Regions from separate parts of the Mus musculus genome. Here all the other regions are linked to region 2. A link is a loop called in an ENCODE intact Hi-C map of the cell type or tissue named here. Cell type or tissue: heart. All regions are shown on one strand. Links, peaks and the distances in the headings refer to the core of each region. The heading gives the core; the rest is flanking DNA.

Evidence for each region. Peaks named below come from ENCODE experiments on the same cell type or tissue, not always from the same donor. Only the 100,000 strongest peaks of a DNase experiment are listed, where the experiment ranks them.
Region 1: it touches region 2 in a loop (2.6-fold over the local background); 7 of 42 quality-filtered maps call a loop at or near these places.
Region 3: it touches region 2 in a loop (2.8-fold over the local background); 7 of 42 quality-filtered maps call a loop at or near these places.

What each region holds. Positions count from the first base shown.
Region 1 is chr17:56,607,122-56,612,121 of GRCm38, reverse strand. Micos13 (mitochondrial contact site and cristae organizing system subunit 13) reads left to right here and starts at 2,351. Exons shown (of 4, transcript NM_153152.4): 1 at 2,351-2,482; 2 at 3,099-3,276; 3 at 3,430-3,484; 4 at 4,281-4,670. The coding sequence starts at 2,454. The coding sequence ends at 4,378. It also overlaps a transcript of Rpl36 not described here. In heart, for the core only: a CTCF peak has its summit at 2,396; DNase peaks (open chromatin) are centred at 111, 2,291, 3,321 and 4,401; H3K4me3 peaks cover 2,726 bases; H3K27ac peaks cover 2,731 bases.
Region 2 is chr17:56,760,552-56,768,077 of GRCm38, reverse strand. It overlaps Dus3l (dihydrouridine synthase 3-like (S. cerevisiae)), which reads right to left and starts at 3,327. Exons shown (of 13, transcript NM_144858.2): 1 at 3,137-3,327; 2 at 2,286-2,553; 3 at 790-1,296; 4 at 404-445; 5 at 143-295; 6 at 1-44. The coding sequence starts at 3,222. In heart, for the core only: no CTCF peak of the experiment used is centred there; DNase peaks (open chromatin) are centred at 3,067, 3,147, 4,767, 5,867 and 5 weaker places; H3K4me3 peaks cover 3,162 bases; H3K27ac peaks cover 3,431 bases.
Region 3 is chr17:56,624,382-56,629,381 of GRCm38, reverse strand. It overlaps Lonp1 (lon peptidase 1, mitochondrial), which reads left to right and starts at 2,479. Exons shown (of 18, transcript NM_028782.2): 1 at 2,479-2,901. The coding sequence starts at 2,509. Catsperd (cation channel sperm associated auxiliary subunit delta) reads right to left here and starts at 1,239. Exons shown (of 22, transcript NM_175350.3): 1 at 1,132-1,239. The coding sequence starts at 1,193. In heart, for the core only: no CTCF peak of the experiment used is centred there; DNase peaks (open chromatin) are centred at 1,331 and 2,391; H3K4me3 peaks cover 2,903 bases; H3K27ac peaks cover 2,201 bases; H3K27me3 peaks cover 535 bases.

The DNA.
Region 1 (5,000 bases), core at 1-5,000, 150 kb after region 2:
AAGAAGGTAGGAATAGGTCCTAGAACACAGGAGGGAGAGGAAACTTGAGCAGGAGCCGGGGCGAGGCAAAGCTGGGCAGGGGCGGAGCTTAAGACAGAAAGAGGGAATGGAGGAGAGGGGGCGGAGCCAATCTGGGCAGGGGCGGGGTCTTTTACGCAAGAGGGAGGGGAAATGAGCAGGACCTGCTGTCCAAACCAAGGTGGGGGTGGGGTGGGGTGGTAGAACACAGCAGGGGCTGGACTTGAATGCAGGAGGGAGGCTAAACTTGAGTGGGAGCTGAGGGCAGAGACCAAGAAGGGCAAGGGCGGGGCCTAGTATCCAAGAGGCAAGCCTCTGGCCCATGGGGAGTAGGTATTTCTTGATGCCCAGGGCGCCATCCTCCAATGTCCCCCTATATTTGCAGGTACACAGAGTATTTTGCTGTATCTCTATCACTGCAGTTTCTGTTAACAAGCACACACTGAAAGGTATATTCCTGTTGACATTTAGCCAGGGAAGAAACAGCCTCAGGTCTGGAACAAGTTATAAGGAAGTTGGATGAAGAAAGTGCTCTCAAGTTCTCCCATTCTTCCCTCCCACTCACACTCACTTCCTACCCCCATCCCAGCCCTGCACCCACACACAGGGAGGCTCGCCTTCCGTGTGTGAGCCTTAGTGGGACATAATGAAGATGTCCTGCTGCCAACATCCTTCCTTCTTCCTCAGACCACTCACTCTGGTCATTCTGGGAGTGGGGGGAAAACAAAGCCCTGGGCCCCTTAAAGGGTCCTCCAGGAGCCAGTCCAAACTGCCCAGTCTGCTCAGCTTTGTCCCAGGTCCTGGGCCTGTGCACTGGCTGAGTTCTTGCTTGGACGCTCTTCCCTAAAACTTACTTCTTTCAAATCTTAGGTCCAAAGATACACTGTCTAAGCGCTACTGGCAATGCCACATGCTACCTTGCCATGTTCTAGGCTCCTCTCACCCATTCTTAGTCATGAGGGTTGGTTTATTTTAGTTCTGGGTGAAAAGGAGAAAATGTCACCATAGACACTGGACATGTCTGTAAAAGCAGGAATGAGGAGGCCCAGGCAGGAGAATTCAGCTTTGGTCCATATGAGTTCCAGACCAATCACGTACAAAGAATAAGACCCCGTCTAAAAAAGAAAAAAACCCACAAAGCTGGGTGATGGTGGAACACACTTTAATACCAACACTTAAGAGGCAGATGCAGGCAGAGCTGTGAGTTCGAGGCCAGCCTGGGCCACAAAGTGAGTTCCAGGACAGCCAGGACTGTTAGACAAACCTTGCCTCAAAACAAGCAAGCAAACAATAACCAACCAAAGGCAAACCAAACCAAACCCAACACAAAAATAAGTAATAAAGAAATAAAGTTGTGTGTGGGGGGGGTCTTGTGTATGGTTGAATCGGAATGACCCCTACAGTTTCATGTATTTGAATGCTTGGTCCCCATTTGGTAGAACTGTTTGGCAAGGATTAGGAGATAAGTTTTCTTGGGGCAGGGGTGACAGTGGTGTGGACTTTAAGGTTTCAAAAGCCCACACAATACCCTGTAGTCTCTTTCAGCTTATGAGCCACAATGTAAGCTCTCAGCTGCTGCTCCAGCGCCATCCCGGTTTGCCTGCTGTCATGCTCCGCGTTACGATGGTCATGGTCCTCTGAAACTGGAAGCAGAAAACTTTTCCTTCTATTGAGTTGCCTTGGCCATGGTGCTTTGTCAGGACAACTGAGAAGTAATTAGGACAATAGGTCTCCATAGACAATTACAAGGCATCCATGCATCCATGGTGCACATCTGCTCAAGCTCACCTTGCAACCGAACAGGGATCTACATGATGTCCACTTGGCCGCTAACCCCTCCTGCGGCACTTCGCACCCCAGTGTGGCTCCTTGTACTCCGGACCACCCACCGCCAACCCGTTCTCACATGACCCCAAGACTTCTACCCGGCAGGGATCCTCCAGCGCCTTGGCCTTGGCAAGTCAACAACCTTGGCAAGCGTCCATCTCACAGGCCATCTGTAGCCTCTCCAAGCTTCCTAGGTTAGAGCCACACCCCTAACCGCTCACGTGAACCAAAGGCCTGCTTCTCTGGAACAATCCAGCCCTCGCGTTGCCGTGGTAACCATCACTTAGGCTTGCTTCACCTGGGGGACACTCAATTCTCCGCGCGGGCGCGGGGAATCCGACCAGTGTCTTCCGAGGGCTCGTCTCTGTCGTGCCTCCAGACTACATTTCCCAGGAGCCTTCGCGGCCTAGCCCTTCTTTGGTCTTCCGCCTAACTAATACATTTCCCAGAAAGAATTGCGGCAGCCACGGACCTCGACCTACAAGAGTCTAACTCCATTGCGGCTGACAGCGACCACTACATTTCCCAGGAGTCTCAGCAGCGACACCAACCGGAAGCGGCGGGCGAATTACTTGTCCTTGCGCGGCGAGTGAAGCGAGAGACTAACCATGGTGGCTCGAGTGTGGTCGCTAATGAGGTGCGTGGACAATCGTGGAGGCCCTGAGAAAGTTCGGGGCTGTAGGCATCTCTGCCTCGTGGCTTAGGGTCCTGCGACGGCTCACTTCCGGTTGTTACGGACCTTTCTCACGGTCTGTGTAGGGAAACTGGCTTCAGCCAGCCCTTATCACCCTACTGCTTCAATTTACTCTTAGGTGCAATTCAGATGCGTAGGCAATCCTGCCCATCTCCCTCCGTAGCTGACTTGAGTAACTTGCGGGGAAGCTCCGCCAGACACCCTGGAAGGTTTTGTACCAGGGATCTTGAGTGTCCATTATCCTTTGCAGGGTTTCGAATGACCCACCCTGTCTCTCTTTAAGACTCCGTTTACTGCTAAAAGTCGTGTCACAAAGGCAAATGAAATGATCAACTGGCCGGGAGTGGTGGCACACGCCTTTAATCCCAGCACTTAGGAGGCAGAGGCAGTCGGATTTCTGAGTTCGAGGCCAGCCAGGTCTACAGAGTGAGTTCCAGGACAGCCAGGGCTACACAGAAACCCTGTCTCGAAAAACAAAACAACAACAACAAAAAATGATCAACTGTCTGATCTCTGAGATCCTGCCCCCCACAGCGTCTCCCTTCATGTATTCCTGAAGGTTCCTCATTAAGGGAAGTGTGGCTGGAGGAGCAGTCTACCTTGTTTATGACCAGGAGCTGCTGGGGCCTAGTGACAAGAGTGAGGCTGCCCTGCGGAAGGCCGAGGAGGTTGTGCCACCAGCAATGTACCAGTTCAGCCAATATGTGTGCCAGCAGACAGGTCTGGAGATGCCACAGGTACCTTGGCTGGGAGTGGGTGGCCTACAGGTTGCTTCTGGGTGTCCTTGGGGCCTCCTCCACCCCTGCTTGGTGGAGTTTTGTGTTTCTGGGTTTGGGAGACAAGGCTGTGACCTGTTTCCCGTGTCAGCCCGTGTTCCTCTTTCTTCCCAGCTCCCAACCCCTCCAAAGATTAAATTTCCAAACTTCCGTGATTCCTGGAACTCAGGTAGGCCCCTATGCCCCTGCTTGGGGGGATGCCTGGGCACCCCAGCCTCTCTCCCAGCCCTGTTTACCTCATTGACCCTTTCTACTCCTCCATGTTTTCCTGTTTGTGTGCCTGTATATCACCTATGGAACTAAGTAGAAAGGACTGGGTATGGTGGCCCATGATTGTGACTTTAGTATTTGGGAGGCCGAGGCAGGAAAATTGTAGTTTCAAGGCCAGCTTGATCTATAGCCAGGACTACACAGGGACATCCTTTCTCAAAAATAGGAAAAACAAAATACTTAAAAAAACCCTAAGGGGTTGGGGTTGTAGATCAGTGGTAAAGATCTTTCCTAGCATGCATAAAGCTCTGGGTCCTGTCGTCAGCACCCCATAAATCAGGCATGGTGTTTGTAGGTCTGTCATCTCAGCACTCAGTGCAGGCAAGAGAATGAAGGATTTCAGGGTCATCTTTGACTACATAGGGAATTCCAGGCCATATGGGATATATGAGACCTTGTCTCCACAAAGAAAAGCTGGATATTGTTATACACACCTATAATCTCAGCACTGGGAAGAGCTGAGGCAGAAGGACTGAGAGTTTGAGGATAACCTTGGAATATATTAGTGAGATGAAACCTTTTAAAACAGAGCATAGGGAAGGGGTTGTGGTTTAGATCCACACTGGAACTTGTCCATCAGGAAAGGCTAGTCCCATTCCTCCTCCATGTACTGCTCTTGCACTCCCCAGGGGTTGGCTGGCTGAGTGGCTCTGGCAAGGTGGGGACCTTATGGCACCTGTGTGCTGTCTCTGCAGGCATCATCTCAGTCATGTCAGCCTTGTCGGTGGCCCCCTCCAAGGCCCGAGAATACTCCAAGGAGGGCTGGGAGTACCTCAAGGAACACAGCAAGTAATGGATGCCACCTGCCCCAGCATTATGGGGGTCAAGACCAGGATGGCAGAGACATCCCAGTGGGGACCTCACTCTGAGGGCAGCTTCCAGCATTGCTGGCCCAATAAAGGACTTGGGAATGGTCCCCAGCCGGTTTTCTGGTGGGGGGGGGATGTAGAGCCTTTGCTTTATGGGCAGAGTCCTGGCTAACAGGGATCTCTATGTTCCAGATGTAATGTTTGGAGCCCAGAAAGATTTTAGTTTTAGTTTTTTGTTTTAACTTTTAAAAATTTTGTGTGATAAAAACCATGACCAGAAGTAGCTTGGATAGGAAAGGGTTTATTTCAGCTTGTTACTCTCAGGTCATTCTCCATCACTAAGGGAAGTTAGGGCAGGAATCTGGAGGCAGGACTGAAGTAGAGGCCATGGAAAATTAGTTTATAGGCTTGTTCTCCATGGTTTGCTCAGCCTGCTTTCTAATAACACCCAGGACCACCTACCCATAGTCATCAATCAAGAAAGTGTCCCACAGTCCAATCTGACGGAGGCATTTTCTTAACTTAGTGCTTGTGTGGGTGTGCTTGTATATACACACTGGCACTGTCTGTTGTGAGCTCTCCATCATGGGTGCTAGGATCTGAACT
Region 2 (7,526 bases), core at 1,048-6,047:
AGCTCGGCACATTTGGTCATGGTGTCAGGGAACGCGCCCTCCAGCTGCACCAGGCAGGCGGAATCTGCTCAGTGACTGGCAGTCCCACACACGGCCACAGCACGTCCCCAACATGGCAACCTCCTCCAGGGCAAACACTGACCTGCACCCCAAAGATGTCCTCACAGGGGTGGCGCTTGAGCAAAGCCCACTCAGACATCTGTCCCTGGAGCAGGTTCGTACACACGGCCATCTCACCGCAGGTCACATCCGCGCCAAAGCGCTTGCAAATGCGGCGAAAGGGTAGGTTTCCACACTGACCGGGACAGGGACATGGTCAGTCCTCAGAGGTCAGGAAAGCAGGCACGCTGGATGAGTAATGCCCCAGGGACCACTGGGCCGCCCACCCCCAGCCACCTCCTACCGTGGTTAAAGGAGCCAGATACAGCTTTCCGCTGATGTCTAGCTGGAAGGGAAATGAACACATCAGGCCTCCTTCCCCCACTAACACGTCCCCGTCCCCCTCCCACACTCCTCCCCACCCCCCGTCCCCCAGCGTCCTCCCTCTGCTGCTGGCCACTGTACACACCAAGTTCACTTGTCTTAAGGGGAAAGCTCGCCAATGACTGGCCTTCTGTCTGGAGAGCTCCTATTCAAGCTCTGAAACCCTGTCTCGGTGCCTGCCCTTCAGGAGCCTTCCATCGTACCCTTTTCTCCCTTAGCCCTGATCCTCTGGGGCAGTTCAGGCTCTTGCTGCTAAGACAGGACTGTGGACAATGCAGGAATCCAGTTCCCATGCCTGCACCTTACCCGCTTCTTCTCACAGGGCCGCAGCCGGATCACGTCCTCGTCTGTCAAGGGGCCACAGGTTGGCACAGGGCTGCTCTGCGGGGTGCCAGCCCCTCCTACGGTATCTAGCTGGGCATGGCAGCTATTCTGCTTTGGGGTCGCCATGGCCACAGTGGTCTCAGGGACAACAGTGGGCATGGGGCTCTGGGTGAGGCGGTTCAGGGCCTGCTCAGCTCGCTCAAAGCACACTTGGCGCTTCCGCAGCTGCTGCTGCAGGGCCCTGTCTAAGCCATTCCGCACTGAAGGGAGCTGTGCACAGCGGGCCACCACCTCTTCCTGCACCAGGTTCTGCCCCTCAGGCCCCAGGTGTGCTCCAGCAAAGCGACAGGTCATGCTGAAAGGGCACCGGCCAAAGGTTTCGAAGAGCACGCAGCGGGGGCCCAGGTCTGCCGGTTTGGTCTCCAGGTAGCGCCCCACATCGTGCAGGAAGCGGCAACGGTCTCCAAATGCACATGGGGTGGCCGGCTCCTGTGAGGGACATGAAAGGACCAGGAGAGGACTGAGTGGCCAGGGTGGGCCAAGTGCTGATTCTTCCATCTGCAAGTCCTGGGGGAGTGTCCCCAGTGTGCCTGTTTCACCTAAAGCTGGAACAGTGTCAAGCTGGAGTGACAGGTCCGAGGTCAAGAACCCCAGCTGCTCTTGCACACCATCTGGATTTGATTTCCCAGCTCACAACCACCTGAAACTCCAGCTCCAGGACATACAAGACCCTCTTTAAAAGGTAAATTAAGGGGGCTAGAGAGATGGCTCAGAGGTTAAGAGCACTGACTGTTCTTCCAGAGGTCCTGAGTTCAATTCCCAGCAACCACATGGTGGCTCACAACCATCTGTAACGGGTGCGATGCTCTCTTCTGGTGTGTCTGAGGACAGCTACAGTGGACTCATATACATAAAATAAATAAATCTTTAAAAAAAAAAAAAGGGAGGCTGGTGAGATGGCTCAGTGGGTAAGAGCACCCGACTGCTCTTTCAAAGGTCAGGAGTTCAAATCCCAGCAACCACATGGTGGCTCACAACCATCTGTAACGAGATCTGACTCCCTCTTCTGGAGTGTCTGAGGACAGCTACAGTGTACTTACATATAATAAATAAATAAATAAATAAATAAATAAATAAATAAATAAATCTTTTTAAAAAAAAAAGGTAAATTGAAATAGCTGAGCACATCTTTAATCCCAGAACTTGGGAGTGCTCTCTGAGTTCAGGACCAGCCTAGTTTACAGAGTGAGTTCCAGGTCAGCCAGGGCTACACAGAGAAACCCTGTCTCAAAAAAACCAAAAATAAATAAATTCAAGTGTGATGTGTAGATAGGCTGAGGGTCAATGACTTTGAAGGCAGCACCAGGGGCCAAGGCAAGGCACTACTAGGTCGAGTCCCTGTAGGTCAAGGGTCATATATATTTGTCACAGCACAGCATCTTCAGACTTTAAGCCAAGCCTGTAGAGCCACCCCTCACCTGGAGGAAGGACGGGCAGAGCCTGTCCTTGTCGTAGTGTGCTGGCTTCACATGGGGCCGGCTTTTGTTTTGGCCACGGGCCCTCTTGGGCACCTGCCTTTCACGGGATTCAATTGCCACCTCTGTCTTCCCATTTTCCTGCCCATCTTCCAGGCGAATTCTTTTGGCCCCTGGCTCAGCTGGGTCTCCTGTGGGCACTTCCTGGCATGCACCCTCCTGCTTGTCTCCATCCAGATATTCGTGGAACCGTTCTTTGGTTGTGCGGTACCTGCCAGAGCGGGAGAGGCTCGATGTGCACAGGGAAAGGGGCTTGGGGGCTAATGCCAAGCTCACGTGCTCCTGCTTGCAGGAAGCTTTCCCTACTTAGAACCAGCCAGTTTTCACCCAGTGCCACGGGGACACCTGTTTTACACTTGAAGGAGCCATTTGTGTCTCTGCTCTGAGAACTGAATTGCCTTAAGGGTTGCGACACACAAATATCAATATCCTTGGTAGGCTACGAAGGAACTACAAACCCCAGCATGCTTGGCAGCGAGACTCAAGCTACCACCCTTCCCAGGTCTTTCGCTGCGAGCCATTTTTTTTTCCCTCGTGGAGACTACAAGCCCCACCATGCACCTCGGGCCCTGCTTCTGGTTCCCCAAAGCTGCCTATGTGCACAGCCGGCCTCATGGCTTGTGACAACCAACACATGTTACACTCGTGTGTCAGCAGAAGGTAGGTAAAGACTTTGGCGCCTCCGGGATGCCGCTCTCCAGGATGCCGCCACACCTCCCAGCATGCACCACTCGCACCCGCCACGGACGCCGGGAAGGCCACATCAGCTTCGCTGACGGGCGCCAGCGACTCACTGAGCTTTAATGGGCGCCACCCCCCGTTCGCACGCGCCAACCCCGGAGTCACCGCCACCACCGCTCTCCGCTGCCGTCTCCGCCATCGATGCCCCTCACACCAGCTCTGGAGTGTGGCAGGAAAGTCTTCCGGGTCGCTCGTGTCCTCTGGAGCCTACAGAAAGAAATGCGCACGCTCAGACTACAGCAATGCTGCTAAGGCGCGCGTGCGCACGACCGTGGGGGCGGGGGGGGGGGGGGCCAAGGCTGCGCAGGAAACGGAAGTGCTCAAGGGTCCCGGAGGGGTTCTTGTCGGTCATCCGTGGGTCACTCTTGATCCGTGGAAGTGAATCTGGGGGTGTGGGTGTGGGTGCAGCTCACACTCACCTACTCTGCTTCTGTCCCTTTTACAAACGAGTCTGTTATTTTATAATAAAAAACCGCAGCCCGAGCGGTGTTGCGCACGCCTTTAATCCCAGCACTGGGGAGATCGAGTCAGGTGAATCATGAGTTCGAGGCCAGCCTGGTCTATAGAGTGAGGTCCAGAACAGCCTGAGCTACTCAGAGAAACCGTGTCTCAGAAGACAAACAAAAAATACCAACAGCTTTGAAGGATCAAATGACTTCACGGGGACACGCTGTCCTTTGACAGTGCCCTTCGTGAGCCACTGTGGCCCATAAACGCGTGGCAATTTGAATTATTTTTATTGTACTGCCTTTTCTTTTCTTTTTTCTTTTTTTTTTTTTTTTTGAGACAGCGTCTCACTATGTAGCCCAGGCAAGCCTCAAACTCAGAAATCCTCCTGCCTCTGCCTCCCAAGTGCTGGGATTAAAGGTGTGTGCCAGCGTTACTTTGAAAGTGACATTTACTCATCTATTGTGTGTGTGTGGGTCTCCTGTGTGTCACCCTTATGTGGAGGTCATATGACAATGGGGGGCGGGGGTCCCTGCATCCCCATGTCGGTCCCGGGATTGAACTCAGCCCCTTGAGCCTGACATCAGGCACTTCTCCGATCCTGCAATTACTATTTTAATAAAAATGTGCTTAAACATGTAAGAACAGCACTTGGGTGGATCGGGAGGTAGTGTTTTGTTTTTGTTTTGGTTTTTTTTTTTTTGGGGGGGGGGGAGGGGGTCGAGACAGGGTTTCTCTGTATAGCCCTGGCAGTCCTGGTGTTTGAGGCCAGCCTGAGCTACATGTCTCAACCAAAGCCAAGTCAAACCAATCAGTATTTAAATTTATTTAATTCATGGAGATGGGGGTCTCACCCTGTAGCCCAGGCTGTCCCGCAACGCACGAACTAGACTCTGCTGGTTGTATAACATAAGGGGAAACAGGCCCAGAGAGGTAAAGCGATTAATTAGCCTTAGACCACAATAGCACCCTGTTTGCGCCATTGCTCTCTACCGTCCCTACTGGGCAAGATGGGAATAACAATGCATTTTAAGGCTGAGGCTCCTTTGTAGCGTCTACAATTGGGTTGTGATAAGGACACGCTCTTGGAAGAAACAGGGCTGCAAAGGGCAACGACAGAAACAAGATCCCTTCCTCAAAGCAACTCCGTCCTCTTCTGTGCAAGGCAACCCAGGCTGGCTTCCCGCAGGAGGCGTGACAGCCTGGCAGTTGATAACTGTGAAACCGTACAGACCGTTAACCATGAGGTGCAGCATTCATGGTGATGTGAATACAATGGTGCTGGATCCTTACGGGGAGCTCAGCAGCTAGTGAGGGTTTACTGTCCGCCAGGCCCGGTTCCAACCCTGAGCACAGACTAGCATCTGGGCCTCCATTTCTCCTCCTACCCCACCCCTAGTCCTTCCGCGTCCAAGGATGACCTACTCCGTACCCTTTTGAGAACCAGCCTTCCGTCCTAGTCTCCTCCAGGTACACCATTCCACCTAACACGGAAAATAGAGCCCCCCCCCTTTCCTCCTCGGCCAGTTTCCACACCCGAGTCCCCTGGCAACGTGCCTCCGGGAGAGTCTGTGGCTCCCTGAACTGAGGGATCCAGATAGCCCCCTGGAACTACAGCTCCAGCCTGATCTCAGCTGACACCAGGAAGTGAGGGAGGCAGGTGGCTGTGGCCCTGCTAGCACTGGAGACCTGGGCACCAAGTGGGGGCAGGGAAGACCGAAGGGCCCCACTGCTGCCTCCTCCCCTATTCCTCTCTGTGTGTCTCTTCTATTCTTCCTCAACGGTTTTATTTTATTTTTATTTTTTTAAGATAAGGTCTCAGGTAGCACAGACTAGTCTCCAACTCACTATTGCCAGAAATGACCTTGAATCCCTGATTCTCCTTCCTCCACCTCTCAAAGTGTGTCTGCCACCATACTTGACATTCTCTTTCCTGTCTCTCATTTTTGTCCTTTTGTGACAAAGACTCGCTTTCCATTCCAAGGCAACCCCAAACTCACGGCAATGCCCCTGCCTCATCTTCCCAAATGGCCTGGCTTTACAGGCTAGGCTCCCTCCTTTTCTGTCTCCAGTTCTGTGTTCACCTGGGTACCCCCACCCCCACCTCTGGGCCGCCCCTCCCCCCCCTCCTTAGGTCTAGCAGGTGCAGTCCTGGGCTGGGTGCCCACGCCTGGCCTCCCGGATTTGTGTGGCAGATTCCTTTATCTATGCCTGCAGCTGGGTCCTTATCTCGGGGCTGCAGGTCGGGAGCAGGGGGATTAGAGCAGCCAGGGCCAAGCGGGTTGCGGAGAGCTCAGCGTTACAGCAGCTGGCGGCGCCGCAAGAGTGCGCGTGCGCAACACAGCCTGCGAGCAAGCCTGCCCCGCAGCCCCGCCCACTGAGCTAGGTCCCGCCCATCCCCGGCCCCCCAGCTCCTTCCGCAGGAGCCGCTGCCCAGGTGGCCCGCCTGATGCGTTTCCCACCTTCCTGACCTCGGAGGCGGCAGGGACCCGGCCTCCACCTCTGACCCCGTGCTGTCGATGGCTCCCAGAGGAACAGCTCCGGTCCTGTTTTTACCATCCCAGCCTAGATCTGCAGCTTCGCTCCTTCCTGCCGCCCACGGGCTGCTAGGGTCCCTTCTTGGCCTCGGTTTGCCCGTGACACCCCACCCCCACTAGAGTGTGTCAAGTGATGCAGGAGGCCCCTCTGCGTCTCCCAAACTAAGCGTGACAGTCACCCCAAAGTCCCAGAACCCAATATTGGAAACCCTGGAGGCAGGAGCATGGGGATTTCCAGGCCAGCCTGGGCTACAGAGCACAAAGCCTTTGCTGGTCTCAAAGGGTGGAGCCCTCACTGGAAGCGCTGAAGCCCTGGTTCCATCCCCAGCACCTCAGAACCAGCACAGGGAACATGCCCCGAGAATCAGGAGTTCAAGGTCATCCTTGACTGCATAGCAACTAGCCCCCAAACCCAACCCGTGCTAAAAGGGAGCTCTGAGGATAATCCTGTTCTACAGGGGGTGCCCAAGGCTGGGCCTGGAACCACCATTTTACAGATGGCCAAACTGAGGCTAAGCAATCTCTTTGATCTCAACACACAATGCTGCATGGTGCATGGGAAGTTAACAATCATATGAGATGGCCAAGGGGGATGGAGGACACACTGAGTTCCCAGCCACCTCCAACCCCCCTGGGCTGGTCACTAGGAGTTCCCTCGGCAGTGGTGGTGGCGGTGGGGGGTCCATCCTTCAAACAGCTGAACCTGGGCCAGTTCCTAAAGCTAAGATGGAAACTTCCTCACCAGCCAAGTTCATGTTTTGGCCAGAGGCCGCCAGCCTCCCAGAACCTTGGCCTGGGTCTCCACCCAAAGACAGAGTGCTTCCCCTTGGGACTGATGGCCTCCAGGAAGGCCAGGCTGGCTCTGGAAAGGGGGTGGAGGGGGGGTGGACAGGACCCTGACATTCTGCAAAGTCCCCAATGTTGTGATCATAAAAAGATAAAGAAATATAAGGAGACATGTTCTATGGGGGTGTGGTGAGGTGTGGGGCAAGGGGGTGCCCCACCAGCCCATGCCAAGGCATCCCTTCCCCCTGAGAGACCAGCCACATGAGGGTATAGTATAGAATAGAGTTTATTCAGGGCATGGGGAGGAGAGTTAAGAGGCAGAGAAAGACAGAGAGAAGGAGAGAGTAGAGAAGTGGAGACTGGCTATGGCCACGTGGAGAGAGGGGAGAAGGGAATGGGGAGAGAGGGGGTAAGCGGGAAGCAAGATTAAGAGAGACAAGAGAGTAAGAGAGGGAAGAGTGGCCAAGCAGCCCCTTTTCTAGTGGACCGGCCTAACCTGGCTGTTGCCAACTGTGGGGAGGAGCATACCTGGCTGCTGCCAGGTAACTGTGAGGGTGGAGTCTGGACAGAATACCAACACCCAAGACACAGACTCTTGCTGTGTGACCTGGAGCCTGCTGCATGACTTCTCTGAGCCTCTGGTTTCACAACAACCTGTCGATTACCAAACAGG
Region 3 (5,000 bases), core at 1-5,000, 140 kb after region 2:
AAGTGGGAGACTTTTCCTTTCTCAGCAGGGCTTCCCTGTCTCTTCCTGTCTTTGTTTGGACAGTGTCCTTAAACACAGGTGGCTGGCCTCTGAAAAGTGACCAGCTGCAGAACTCAGCACACACAGCCTGTTCTGGCTTCCCACCCACATGACCCATTGGCCCTTTCCACCTGTACCCCTCAAAAAAGCCCTTAAAGCCGGGCGTGGCACACGCCTTTAATCCCAGCACTCGGGAGGCAGAGGCAGGCGGATTTCTGAGTTCGAGGCTAGCCTGGTCTACAAAGTGAGTTCCAGGACAGCCAGGGCTATAAAGAGAAACCCTGTCTTGAAAAAACCAAAACCAACCAACCAACCAACCAACCAACCAAAAAAACCCCCAAAACCAAACCAAAAAGCCCTTAAATACGCTCTCATCCCTGGAAGAATACAGCAGACATCCCACTGCAGTAGTCTCCAGAGATCATTTTGTCCATATTCATGGCTGTCTGAACCCTCCTCTCCACCTCTGCCCCTTTTGTCCCCTCAGGCTGGTGACCTCCGGGGAGAAAAGTGGGAAGGAGGAGGGCATACAGAGACATACTTGCATGTTAGCGATCAGAGACACTGCTCACCATGGCACTAAGCACAGCATACTTCCCAACATGCACTCAGCCTCAACAGCCCATGGCACTGCTGCTGAGCCAGGTAGGGATGGATGGTGGGACAGATTGCAGACTGCACAAGGAACTTAGGTTTGACGCATGTCCAAAGCCCTGGCTCCACACCCAGAAATGGATTTTAGTGATTTGCTTGGGAGAGATATGCCAAATTTGATTTCTACAATTGGGCTGGAGGGTATGCCTGGGCTCCAACAAGAACCAGCCCCATTCCTCCTGTCATAAACCTCCCAGCAGGGCTGGAGAGATGGCTCAGTGGTTAAGAGCACTGACTGCTCTTCCAGTGGTCCTGAGTTCAATTCCCAGCAACCACATGGTGGCTCACAACCATCTGTAATGGGATTTAATGGCCTCTTCTGGTGCGTCTGAAGACAGCTACAGTGTATTCATATAAATAAAAAAAATAAAATTGAAATATCATTTAAAAAAAAAAAAAACCTCCCAGCAGCAATCCAACCCAGTTAGGCAGTTGTACCGGCACAGTGTGTGAGCCCTGACCATGGTGGCCACTGCTGCTGCTAGCATCAACACCAGCATCTTGCCTGGTTCTCCACAGCTAACACTGCTCTTCAACCGCCAAGCTTGAGAAAGTGTCTGAGCATGCGTGAGGTTAGGCCGCTTCTCTCCTACCCGCCTCTTGTCTGGGCACGCGCACCAGGTAAGAAGGCCACTAGCAGGACCTTTTGGACGTGTCGGACAAAAGCCCGGTTAGGTCTACGCAGAGGAAACTGGAAGGAGTGGGCATGCGCAATATGGAAGCAGAGCTCGCACATTTCAAACCTGAAAATTACACCCAGGTTCCCAGATCCATAAGTCAAAATCCAAAGCATGCCCAAACTTCAAGGAGGTCACCACAGCACTAGCATGAGCACACGTGGGTGTGGAAGCAGAGCTTTGGGCATGCATCAATCCACTCCCTGCTTTGTGGAGCCGGAGCATGCACACGGGTCTCTTGGGACGTGTCCTGGAAGCTTCAGTGTTTTGGTAAGTGCCTCACGGACCACTGACAACAAAGGCAACGCTGAGCAGGCGCACCTGCGCACGGCCTTTAGCATGCATACTATACGAGAGGCAAAAGCCCTCCAAGCACGCCTCCTCCAGTGTGGAGTGAAGATGCCACCAACTGCGTAGGGAGATGTAGTAAAACCTGTTGTTGTGTATCAACAAAGAACGCTGAAAAGACTAAAGTTAAAGGAGGGGTGCGCTGTACTTTTCTTCCGATGCCTTCAGAACACAGAATTTACCCTGTAAAACCTTTTTGATGGCAGTAGAAAAACAGAACGCAGTACTAAGGTACAGCTTGGACAGGACAAACCAGTAGTTGTAGGAACTGGGAGGGGCCACGCTTCTTCCAGGCCCCCTTCCTAGAGCGATGCCCCCCGCCCCCTCCGCACAAGCTCCAGTCTGGAGTCACCGCTCTGGCCACGCCCCTATGTCAAGCCCCGACCTTTGAGCCCGCCTTCGGCCATATCCCTGATTCCAGTTCCTCCAATCCCTGCCTGGTGGAGCGCCCCCCATTCGGACCACACACCAGTCCTGCTTTCTCCGTCATGTTTCCTCAAGCTTACTACACCTCTCACTTTTTCATCCAGATCCTCAAAGTCCTCTCTAGAACATCCTTCATCGGGCCACGCCCCCTTGCCGTCCAACTCCAAGCCCCGCTCTGAGCCTTGAACCACGCCCCTACTCCGCCCTCCCATCCCCAAACCCAGTCTCCCTCTGACCACGCCCACTCACTCACCTTATTCAAGCTCCGCCTCTCCAGCCCGAAGCACGCGAGCGTCATCACGTGCGCAAACGGGGGGCGAGCAGAGATGACGTAAGTGCGGTGCGCCGTCAGTATGGCTGTTCCATGGCGGCGAGCACAGGCTACGTGCGGCTCTGGGCCGCTGCGCGGTGCTGGGTTCTGCGGCGGCCGCTGCTGGCTGTCACCGGAGGCCGGGTCCCGAGCGCGTCCGGGTCGTGGCTGCGCCGAGGATGTCGGGCCTGCGACATGTCAGCTCCCTGGGGCGGCCGCGTTCTTCCCGGCGGGGTCCAGTGGCGGGGGCTGTGGGACTCGGGCAACCGCGGTGGCAGCGACGAGACCTCCGAGGGCGGTGCGGAGGACGGGGCCACGGCGAGCACCGGGGAAGGCCCGGTCGTCACAGCGCTCGCGCCCATGACCGTCCCGGATGTGTTTCCTCACCTGCCGCTCATCGCCATCACCCGCAACCCTGTGTTCCCGCGCTTTATCAAGATCGTGGAGGTAACCAGAGCCCCCGCTCCCCTGCTCTGCTAGCGGGACCGAGTGGTCTCTCAGCTCCCTCGCGTCTAAGAAACTTTTGGAACCGCACTCCTGCTTGTCATCGCACCACTCTGAGGCAAGAGGATACCACAGTCCTTGGTGGCTCACTTGGACACAAATTCTTCCCTTTTTCTGGTCCTTCAGGACCCGAGATAGTGAGTGTAGAAATCCCAGGCCGACTAGCAACAGAGTATAGTTATTTCGCTTCCATCCTGGTGAAAGTTTTGTAACGCCTTCTCAGCCTTGTTCAATGGTGTAGAGTTTATTCATTGAGACAGCCTTATGTATCTTTTGTCTTGAGACATTCTCCTTTTTCACACCCTTAATTACCCGCGTAATGTATCGGGCATAGTTGTGGGGATACAAAGTTACAGGCTTTAGGTATTACATTGTAGGAGTAGGAGAAAGGCCGGAATTACTGGAGTCTGAGTGGTTTACCAAAAAAAAAAAAGGGACAGGATTTTTTTTTTTTCCCTGACACTGTCCCTGACATCTTCCTGGTATTTACCCCTAAAAAGAAAGAAACTTCAAACAGCCTTTTAACTAAGGGAGGAAAATTCCACTGCAGGAAGCTGATCCCATCTGATCCTTTCAAATTAGCTGGCCATGAAGAGGGAGGGAGAACAGGATGATGAAATCAACAGAAAGCAGAGACTTTTAAAGGGGAATTTTCAATCTGCCATCTATTCCCCTATGTCTTGAGTTCACAGAGAGCAGTGGTTATCAGTTAACCTACTAGCAAGGTCATACAGTGAGTCACAGCCACATCACCCGCAGGCCCCCTCCATTCTCTTTGCCCTGCCAACCCTTGAAGGGAAGTGTATCAGCACAGATGTGGGGAGGGTTAAAGCGAGCTCCTCCACCTACCTCCACTCCCATGCTTCCAAGGCCCATCTCACGTTGTCTGTCTGGTAGAAGGACACACACATTTGCCAGATAACTTCTGTAGGGTAACACGGCATCATCACCTATCTACAAGTTGCTCCCCAGGGCCTTAGTTTTCCTCACCTGGGAAATGGACATAATAGCAGTTCCTGTCTTGGAATCAGAGAACTCTTGTGGAACTCACACAAACTGTATGTAAAGGCTATTTTGGTTTTGGTTGAGGCAGGATCTCATGTAGCTCAGGCTGCCCTTCTAGTTGCTGTGTAGTTGAAGTTGGCTTTAGCTCCAGATCTTCCATCTCTTTAGCTTTTGGGTAAGAAGTGCCTCATCTGGTCCTGAGTGACTGAGTTATAAGTCTCTGCTGTTTGCTGCTTGGAGGGGGTTTCCTCATACCGTGATGCTCATAGGACTTGTTATGCCTGGCAGGCTCTAGTAGTGTAGAACTGCTCTGGAGGCCCATTCTGTATCCTCTTTATTCTCAGGGCTTCTCAGACCAGGGCTGCCCACACCTGGTTCCTTAACCCTACTGTGGAGACAAATGTGTGCTGGGGCAAGAACAAAGAGATGCTTCTTCCAAGTGAACCCAATGTGCCATTGGGAGCTAGCTGTCAAGGGTGTGGTGTTGAGACAGTGGTGTGTGCTTTCCTGTTGGTATCACCTCATAAAATGACCAGAGTCAGGGAGAAAAAGATGCTGAGACCCATCACAGAACACTTACCTGGGAGCTAGTGAATAGTTGTTTTTTTATTTTTTTTTTGTTTTTTGGTGCAAAACTCAGCTTTTGGTCTACAGCCATCAGACTCATGTGCTGTCTTTGGCTCTGCAGGCTGGTTAGGGTTCTGTGTAGACTGTTTGCTTATCATGCACGAGGCTCACACAGACCGGATGTAGAGTCAAACACCTGTCATCCGAATGCTCAGAGGGTAGAAGGAGGAATCTTCCGATCAGGAATTCAGGGTTATCCAAGGCCAGCATGAGTTGCTGTGAGGAGACACTATGACCAAGGCAACTTTTAAAATAAAAGTTTTTACTTGGGGCTTGTTTATAGTTTAAGAACATCAAAGTGGGGAGTGCAGTGGCAGGCAGACATGGCACTGGAGTAGTTGCTGAGAGCTTGCATCTGATCCACAGCTTGAAGGCAGAGAGAAACCTCAAAGCCCACCCCAGTGGTATAC